Linked DNA regions of Homo sapiens: region 2 is linked to region 1. Evidence: chromatin contacts called from ENCODE Hi-C or POLR2A ChIA-PET data. All regions are on one chromosome and are shown on one strand. Each heading gives the region's core, a stretch centred on a gene start or an enhancer-like site at or near the end of the contact. The rest is flanking DNA. Distances are from core to core; before and after follow the strand shown.

The links. Hi-C counts contacts between places; a loop is a spot of excess contacts on that map. ChIA-PET counts read pairs that join two places held with the same protein, here RNA polymerase II (POLR2A). Pooled maps may share reads with other maps.
Region 2: a map of CD8-positive, alpha-beta T cell shows a loop between it and region 1 (13-fold over the local background). The contact joins two enhancer-like sites. A Hi-C loop is called at or near these places in 30 of 168 maps with a recorded cell type or tissue (A673, CD8-positive, alpha-beta T cell, Caco-2 and 22 more) and 37 of 50 pooled maps. POLR2A ChIA-PET finds 5 or more read pairs at or near these places in 3 of 52 experiments (MCF 10A, OCI-LY7 and activated naive CD8-positive, alpha-beta T cell).

Annotation. Positions count from the first base shown.
Region 1 is chr7:41,941,488-41,946,033 of GRCh38, forward strand. No RefSeq gene overlaps it. Among named protein-coding and RNA genes, the nearest start is that of INHBA, 240 kb to the left of the region's middle. Within about 2 kb of position 1,709, at least 7 of the 41 ENCODE cell types and tissues checked have a DNase peak (open chromatin) inside an H3K27ac peak, as active enhancers do.
Region 2 is chr7:41,978,666-41,983,586 of GRCh38, forward strand. GLI3 (GLI family zinc finger 3) reads right to left here. Exons shown (of 15, transcript NM_000168.6): 11 at 1-83. Among named protein-coding and RNA genes, the nearest start is that of GLI3, 260 kb to the right of the region's middle. Within about 2 kb of position 1,251, at least 3 of the 41 ENCODE cell types and tissues checked have a DNase peak (open chromatin) inside an H3K27ac peak, as active enhancers do.

The sequences.
Region 1 (4,546 bases), core at 459-2,958:
CTCGGCCCCTCCCCTTGTGGGTTCCCTTCTCAATGCCCTGCACCTGGGAGCCTCCCTCTCACCCAGACTTTGCCATGACCTTGTTCTGCTCACTCTCTTCTCCTTTCCCTGCCTCTGGCTATTCCCTGTCACCCACTGACTCCGTGGAAGAGGACTCCCTCCCAGCTGAGTGTGTGACCCCAGGGCCCACTCTGCTTTCCGCTGGAGGCAGCCAGTGAGTGGTAGACGCATGGGATCTGCCTTCACACAGTCCAGGCTCTGTCACTGACCAGGCAGATAGCCTTGGACACCTGCCTGAACCTCTCTTCCCTTCCGCCCTTCAGATCCCTCATTTCCTCATTTTGGAGCCTCCTCTGGGGCACACGCTAAGACCTCTGGGCACATGGTCATCGCTATGACCAGCCCTGGCCCTCTCCTTTTGGGGGGCAATCAGTTACATGCTTCTTTTGGCACAGAGTTCATCTATATCCATGTTTGAAGTGATTGCCCGGACATGAATATAAGGGTCACTGCCTAACTCGCTGCAATAGTTAAAGGGAGTAACGAGAAGGGGGCCCTGCTGAGTGGTCTGGAGTGGGGTAAAATGAAAGGCAAACACACCGCCCTTGATGATTTAGACTCCTCTACAAGAGAGACTAATCTACTACATAGACTAGGACACATTCCACAGATGAGGAAACAGAGGCTCATAGAAAGTTCAACAACTGGCCGGGCGTGGTGGCTCACGCCGGTAATCCTAGCACTTTGGGAGCCTGAAGCAGGCGAATCACTTGAGGTCAGAAGTTTGAGACCAGCCTGGCCAACATGGTGAAACCCCATCTCTACTAAAACTACAAAAAAGTAGCTGGGCTTGGTGGGGGGCGCCTGTAATCCCAGCTACTCTGGAGGCTGAGGCAGGAGAATTGCTTGAGCCGGGGAGACGGAGGTTGCAGCGAGCGGAGATCGTGCCATTGCACACCAGCCTGGGGGACATAAGTGAGACTCTGTCAAAAAAAAAAAATTCAAAAGTTCAACAACTTGTGCAGAGCCACTTGCTACCCGAGGACCCGTGACTCAAGCACATCGGTGTGGTTTAAAGTCCACCCTGTGGCTCCTCTCACGCTCCTCCTACCTCCGGGTCAAGGGGCGCTGATGTAAGGCATTCCGCTTGTGCCTTTCAAAATAAACAACTGCTTTCAAAAGACAAACGGAATTATACATAGACTAGGACAGTTGAAAAAATGCTAGATTCTGTCCCCGCAGGGAAGTGGCCGACCCGATGTGTGGAGGGGCTGGGAGCTGCCATGCCCCGCACAACCCGGCGCACCCTGCGGGCTTCACGCGTGGGCTTCACGCGTGGGACTCGCAGGCTCAGTCTGCAGGGGCGCTGCTGTCACCGCACCCGCCTCCCCAGCTCAGGCAGCCCAGGACTCCCTCTGGCTTATATGTAGTAAAAAACAAAGGCAGTGTCTGGTTCAGATCCAAGAAAGCCACAGCAGTGGCCACAGAGATGTTTCTCCAAGTCTCATATTGATGAATCCCAAGCATATTTGAACTGTTTAATACCCCCATCTCCAAAGATGCTCTTTTTTAGCTAGTGTCCAATCCCTATATTACAGTTCCTAAACAAGAAACATTCCCCGTGCTGAATCCGCGTGGTTCTTTCCTCTTCAGCGCAGAGAACGGAGGTGGAGATGGGCTCCGGTGCTCCCGCTGAACAGGGACGGTGCGCAGTCATTCCCCGCCTGCACCACGCGGTGGCAGCAGCAGCATGGGCTGAAGGGGCTGTTGGACGCGTTTGCAGCTCCGCCCGCTGAGAAGCCACTATTAAATGCCCTGCAAACTGGGCATTAATCCCCAGGCCCTCCACAAGTGTGGTGAGGGGAGTGTGGAGGGAGGGAAGGAGGGCAGTGGACAGTCAAGTCTTGGAGATTGTGCCTGATGGCTGAGTGTTCTGGAATAGGCCTGTCCTTTCTCTCATTGACAGGGGGAGCTAGAGCTGGCAGGAGAGGGCCAGGAATTTTTCTCTTGCTGACACTTTGCAACAGGTCTGGCCTTTGGACCCAGAACCCCATAAGACCAGGCCTGTTCTTTTGCCTATGAGACTTCCTCGTTCACAGAAGCTATGACTTCTAGACCAGGCATCGTTGACTTCTGGCCTCCTCCCTCTTCTTCTAAAATTTTCTCCAAAAAGCACACCCACTGGCCCCCCTGGTGTGTCCCCTCCAGCTCTGGTCCTCCAGGGCAAAGCCCAGACTCCTTCATGGGGTGTTTGGGGCCTATGCACCTTCACCCCGAGTTTTCACTCCTGCCAGTGCCTTATGTACATCCTGTCAACCTCCTTCCTGACCCTCATCTACAGAGGTCCACTCTCCCACCTCATACTGTCTCTTGTACCTTCCTCTCCACCTCTTCCTCTTCTGAAAGGGCCCCTCCTTAGTCAGTGTTTAACTCATGTTCTTGGAACCCTTCCCTGATGTCTGAACTGTTAATTATAACCTGTGCCACTTCCCTGGTGCCTGCAAACACTGCAAGACTTAACTCATCTCCTGCTCACAATGATTCAGTCATCTGGACAGATGAGGACACTGAGGCACAGATACATAAACTTGCCTGAGGTCCCAGAGCTAAGGAAGAGGCAATCTTAAATTGTCATCTCTGAGTAAACTCACATATTCTCTGCCTTGGAACTCAGAGACTGGGATTTTGCCACTATGTTTCTCTGTGACTGATTATGACCCAAACAATGTCATAACATCTTTTTTTTTGAAACATAGTCTCACTCCGTCACTCAGGCTGGAGTTCAGTGGCACAATCTCAGCTCACTGCAACCTCTGCCTCCCGGGTCCAAGCGATTCTCCTGCCTCAGCCTCCTGAGTAGTTGAGATTACAGGTGCACCACCACGCCCGGCTAATTTTTATATTTTTAGTAGAGACGCAGTTTCACCATGTTGGCTAGGCTGGTCTCGTACTCCTAACCTCATGTGATCTTCCTATCTCAGCCTCTCAAAGTGCTCAGATTTACAGGTGTGCACAACCACTCTCAGCCAATGTTTGTATTTTTAGTACAGATGGGGTTTTACCATGTTGGCCAGGCTGGTTTCAAACTCCTGAGCTCAGGTGATCCACCCTCCTCGGCATCCCAAAGTGCTGGGATTAGAGGCTTGAGCCACTGTGCCTAACCCCAAACAGGGTCACACATCTTGATTCGCAAAACAAGGAATGTGGAGAAGTGGTGAGGGTTGGGATCCCTGTTCTTGCACTTGCTAGCTGAGTGATTTCAGAAAGGTAACACACACACTTTCTCTTTCTCTCTCTCTCCATTTTTAAAGTGGTGGTAATACTAGTAAGACTATTATGAGAATAGAGATTAGAGATATAATATAAATGTGTTCAGTTTACAGTTGAGTCTGTGAGTGCAGTATCCAGAAGTATTCCATAAAATGGAATACTCCTATAGCCAGGAACTCAGCATCAGTCACTGTAAATGCAAATACATGCAGCCGTACCCGGATGGCTCTGCGGTTTCTTTTCTTTTTCTTTTCTTTTTTTTTTTTTTTCTGAGATGGAGTCTCACTCTGTCACTCAGGCTGGAGTGCAGTGGCAAGATCTCAGCTCACTGCAAACTCTGCCTCCTGGGTTCACGCCATTCTCCTGCCTCAGCCTCCTGAGTAGCTGGGACTACAGGCGCCTGCCACCACGCCCTGCTAATTTTTTGTATTTTTAGTAGAGACGGCATTTCACTGTGTTGGCCAGGAGGGTCTCCATCTCCTGACCTCATGATCCACACGCCTCGGCCTCCCAAAGGCTCTGTGAGGTTTCTAAATAAACACTGTAACTCAGAAATATGTGTTTGGAGGTATTAAACTGCAGAGAATTGAAGGATGAAAACTTACCAAGAAATATTAGCTAGGGCCCTTTCTTTGACAATGTATCCCACATGAGGTTAAATCCCATAGCTGTGACCCACAAGGGGGCCCAAGAAGCCCCAACTCTCATTTCCAGAGAACACTCTCCTTCTGCAGACCCCATTTTCCTTCCGAGCTTGCAGCCTGATTTCAGGGTGTGTACTGGTTCACAGTGACCCCCAATCTGACACCCGCCACCCCACCTTATGCACAGGACTTACCTGCAACCCTCAATTGCACGATTCAACCCCACACTTCTGGCTGGGATGCTGGTCACATCTAACCCTGACAGAGTCATTCCTAGACCCCAGGACTTTGGAGGTGGGAGTGAGGAAGAACCAGTCTCTGTAGGTGACTGTAAATCTGAACGAAGAACCTGGGCACTGTGGGCCACCATTTCCCACCAGCCAGGCAGAATAAGTGTGCTGGGTGGGATGCGTGAAGAGAGGATGGAGAAATCAGAATGTAAAGATGTGAAGAGGTTGCTCCCAGGGCTCCCAGTAACAATGTAAGCTCTCAGTTCTGCTCTCCCCAAAGGAGATCTCCCTACAGCACCATCACTCACCTGGCTACCTTGAATTGGCCTCTGTTCCTTGCCACCAAAAAATGTCCTAACTATGACGTCAAGCTCTCTGCAGCCAGAGACCCCCAACATGCTG
Region 2 (4,921 bases), core at 1-2,500, 37 kb after region 1:
AAGGGTTTCTGCTCTCTTGAGCAGTCCAGCCACCTGCACACGAACTCCTTCTTCTCTCCATGAATATGGTCGTTATTTATATGCTGGGGTTTGGAAAAAGAGAGAGAAATCAAATGGAAACGTATTCATCATTTCTGAAGGCGACAGAAGAAAATGCAGAAAATACCCCAATCTTAAAAATTCTAAAGACCACAAGAATAACTTTACCATATTACAGATTATAAAAATTCCAGTTAGTACACTTCTCAAGTAAATTTGCTTTTGCTAACTGTGTATGCATGCTTCCTAACCAGTGGGAGTGGCAAGACCGGGATGGAGCCTGGCATTCCAGGAAATATACTACAGTACACTGGCCATCTGAAGAGCAGAGTTCAATTCCAGGTTTGGGACCAGCTAGTTATGAAATGAGGTGAGCCACTGTTGACCTTTCTGAATCTCTGTCATTTTTCCTTGCCAAGGCTGGCGATTGAGGCTAAACAACTGCAGAGATGTTCTCCAACTCTCACATGCTGGGCCATGGGTTAGCACCGCGGCTTAGGCTTCAAAAAGGGAAGGCACACACAGACATGCACAATTCCAGAACAAAAAAACCAAAAGCACTTGCAAATGAAACTTTAGCTCAGGGTTAATCAGACTGCTTCCTGAATAAGAATTGCAGAGAAAAGAATTATACTGAGGAAGAGGACTGTGTGGTCATCAACAAATAAGTTAGTCTTTCAGGGCCTTGGTTTTCTTCTTGTAGAAAATAAATGACTGGATTCACTAGTTGCTAAGGGACTTTCTAGCTCTAAAATTCTATTAATACAGTTTTTAACATAAAGATGAAGTTCTCTGAATTACTTACCAATTCATGGTTTTAGAATCATTTAATTTCTTGGATTAATACAATTAGGAATCATTAGAAACCTACTGCAGCATGAGAGGAAGAGAAGCTTCTTAATTTGAATCAAATTAAGGTCAATTTCAACAGGTTGAGCATACTATTTCAATGTCCAGCTATGGACTACTGAAGACATTTGCATCCTAGGTTGATGCTGTTGGTCTTTATTTTCTGGTGATTCTACATTTTATTTGCCTTAATTTAAGGCTTGTGGGAACACTTTCTGAAGTATACATAGAACTACATCACCAAAAAACTTCGTTCAATAAGAGAAAGCTCCCTTTGGCTCCATGCCTCGTGTGGTAGTGACACAACCTCTCATTACTTTCCTGCTGAGTCCAGGGCTCCTAAAGCGGTGGTCGCTGTGAGTCTGAAGGTGAAGTTCTGCCCTCAGAGTGTGCCTTTCCCAGTTACTCCACTAGATGGCCTTTCGCTTTAGGTAAAAAAAAGTTTTACAAAAGTAAAGTTTTCTATGCTGTTTCTGGAGTTTAAAACTGGGTGAGGACAGAGAAAAGAAATTGTTGTTCTCTATCTCCTCTCCTTGGAGCAGTTCCCAGAAAAATCTGATGAAGAGCAGAGAGAGAGTGGTACATTGCAGCACACAAGAAGAGAGCCAATGTCCCGTCAGTAGCTCCAAAAATGACACAGAAACTGCAGTGGTTGGGGAGCAACCCCACGGCAAACAGATGTGGGTTTCCTATGAAAAGCCAGCCATGCTCCATGTCAGTGTTTCTTTAAAGTTATGATGATGCACACAGGTATAGGAAGAGAACAGATGTTCTGGACAGGGGTCAACGTTCAATCCGCACGTCTGCTTCTAGTAAGTCTTTGTAGCCCATACACAAGACCAGGGCTTTCCCAAATGTGTGCTGAAGCCCAGCCTTGGAAACCAAGCTCACATCTTACAGAGGGGTTCTATGGATTCTCAAACGGGAGAAAAAGAAATGATCATACAAAAACACTCCCTAACAGTTGCTCTTGGTTCAGTTTTCCAAGTCATTGGAAATAAAGCTTGGATCCTTGGATTAATGCATATGAAAGGGAAAGAAAAAAGGAAGGAAGGGAGGGAGGAAGCAAGGAAGGCAAGCAGAGAGTGAGGGAGACAGAAGGAAAGGGAAGAATAAGGAAGGAACACAGGAGGGAGAAAGGAAAAGGTAAAATTGGGAAACTGAATTATAATTTGTGCTGAGCCAACTGCTTAAGGTTGGATCCATGTCTTATTAGTTCCCTGTTCTCTCTCATGCTTTTATGAGGATGTGCTGGGTGCCACTCACACCAGGCCCTGTGCTGGAGAACATGACAGACATGATTCTTGCCCCAAGGAATTAAGTCTACCAGAGGGAAACAGGTCATGGCTTAAATTACTATACAATTACAGTTGTGATAGGCATTATGAAGGGAGATAACAGGGTTTTATAAAAACATGTAATGGGATCATAAGTCAGTGTGCAGCATCAGGAATCAGGGTCCGCTTCTCCAATGAAGCAGCATTTAGAGCAGGACCTGAAGGATGAGTAGACACATCAGGTGTGCAGGGAAGGATGGGGTAGGAGAATGGGACACTACAGCGGACCGATGACACAGAAGTACCTGCAGAAGAACAGAGCCTGGTGCCTTTGAGGAACAGCGTGAGGGCCACGCATGGCAGGAGAGAACTGGCCAGGGAGAGACTGCCACCACTTGGCATGGCGAGAAGGCATGAGTTTTCTGTGGGTCAAGTGGACATCCATGACGTAGGTAAGCTTGGGTTAGCTTGCCAGGGCTCACCTAAAATGCTGTGTGCTCAGTCATGTCTCCAGCAGTGAGGATGTGGGAAATACCCCTGCATAAAACTCACATACACCCCAGGGGAAAGCCAGGCTTGCATGTCTGCCCCTGAAGAGGAGGGCATCAGGGAAACCTGGTGCTACTCAAGGGAGCAGGGGTGGCTAAGAAGGAGGTGCCAACAGTGGCCAGTAAAAAAAGGGACTCTCATATTTTCCTTTCCTGTCTCATCCAACACACTGGAGGAGCTGGACCCTAGAAAGAAAGGGAAGGCATCTCCTGGCAGCACTCCCAGGCCCCAGCTCCTTTAGGTGAGGTGGCAAAGGGAGGGCAAACAGCCTGCCAGTTCCCTTGAGGCCTGTGCCTCGCTGCTGACAGGGAAGGGAAGGCTCTGGATTGGACCTGAGATTGGACGTTTAAATTGGACACTTTAGTTATCCAAAGTGACGGGGAAGGTATAGAATCTGCCTACAATGGTGTTGAGGGATCCGGCACTGAGCAGAGAAGGGAGAACTGGCAACCAGCGGAGGAGGGCAGTGCCTGGAAAAATCCCAATCATTTCCTATTTATACCGCACCCAGCTTCTTCTACCTTTGCCACTGAGACAATGTGTGGAAATTTGAGTGGCAGGAAATCCCACACCAGTCAGCAAGCATGAACACCCTTGCTGTTGTCTCCATGTGGGGAGGGGTGGGGGAAACTTATGTTGGGCACTTAAAGCAACCTCATTTTCATAAGGTTAGCATCTTGGGAATGTTCCCTTTCCAATCCCTTAGACCCGAGTCCCAACTAATATATTTTTGCAATTTTCTGGAACTGCTCTTAAGTTCAAACTTGCATTGAGACCACAGTTATTTTTCTTTAAATGAAATTCTACACCTAGGAGGCTGGGGAACCAAGTCAATCTTCCTCTTCTTTACTGCTTAAATGCTGCACAGAGGATGTAATCAATTGCTATAAGGAAAAAGGGAGGCATCTCTCTGCCTGTTTAAGCAGTTCAAATGTATTTTAAGCTTAACATATTTCCTAGAACTAGATTTCAAGTGAAAATTAAAATTCTAAGAACTCACAGACTTAACATGTGCATGTGTTCTAAATATTTACTTTCCTTTAAAAAGCTGCATTGGGCCAGGCATGGTGGCTCACACCTGTAATCCCCATATTTTGGGAGGCTGAGTCAGGAGGATCACTTGAGCTCCAAGACCAGCCTGAGCAACACAGCGAGACCCCATGTCTAAAAAAAAAATCAGGGTGTGGTGGTATAGGCTTGTAGTCTCAGCCACTTGTGAGGCTGAGGCAGGAGGGTCACTTGAGCCCAGGAGGTCAAGGCAGTAGTGAGCCAGGTTTGCACTACTGCACTCCAGCCTGGGAGAGCAAGAACTTGTCTCAAAAAAAAAAAAAAAAAAGAAAATACATTGTACATTGCCCTCTGCAGTGAGTGTTCATCTGAGGGCCTATATCACAGTAGGCAGAGCACTGGAGGGCAATGGAGGAAGCATTCCAGACAATTTCTGATGAGTTGTGTACCTTTGGACAGACCAATTCACCTATTTGGCCCTTACTTTTCTCATCTGTAAAATTAGAGTAATGAATTAGATCAGGTGTTGGCAAACATTTTCTGTAAAAGCTAGATAGTAAATATTTTAGGCTTTACAGGGCTGTAAGCAGCCACAGACAACATTTAAATGAATGGGTTATCTGTTCATTTATGAATGTGGAAAACTTTCACGTGTCACAAAATATTCTTTGACTTTTTTTTCAACTTTTAAAAAGTCTAAAAACCATTCTTAGCTCATAGGCTGCACAGAAACAAGCAGCTGGATTTGGCCTATGGGCCATTGACTGCTAATCCCCAAAGTGGATGAGCTCTGTTTCCTTCTCGTACTAACATCTGACAGGTGAGCCCTCAAGCCTGAGAAAGCAAAATTAGAAGGAGGTACGTTCTAGTGCCAGAGAAAAGAAAAGGCAGTAGGAAGGACTGAAAATCAGGATCCTGCGCTATAAAAGGTACCCCAACGAAGGGAGGGCCATACATTAGGCCAAACTTCACTGTTTGTATCATATTCCTAGGACTAAGAAAAAAAAACACATTCTTTTTCTCACCAAAATCCAAGGTAGATAAGAAAAGTGATAGGCAATGAATTCTTAACATTCGATGGACGAATTGACCCCATATGAAGCTGGCCTGAAATTCAATGGGCACGAGTTTATTTGTGGTTTCATTGAAAATTTGACTTCCCAGCAGTGAAAACGTTAATCAAATATATAAATAATTTA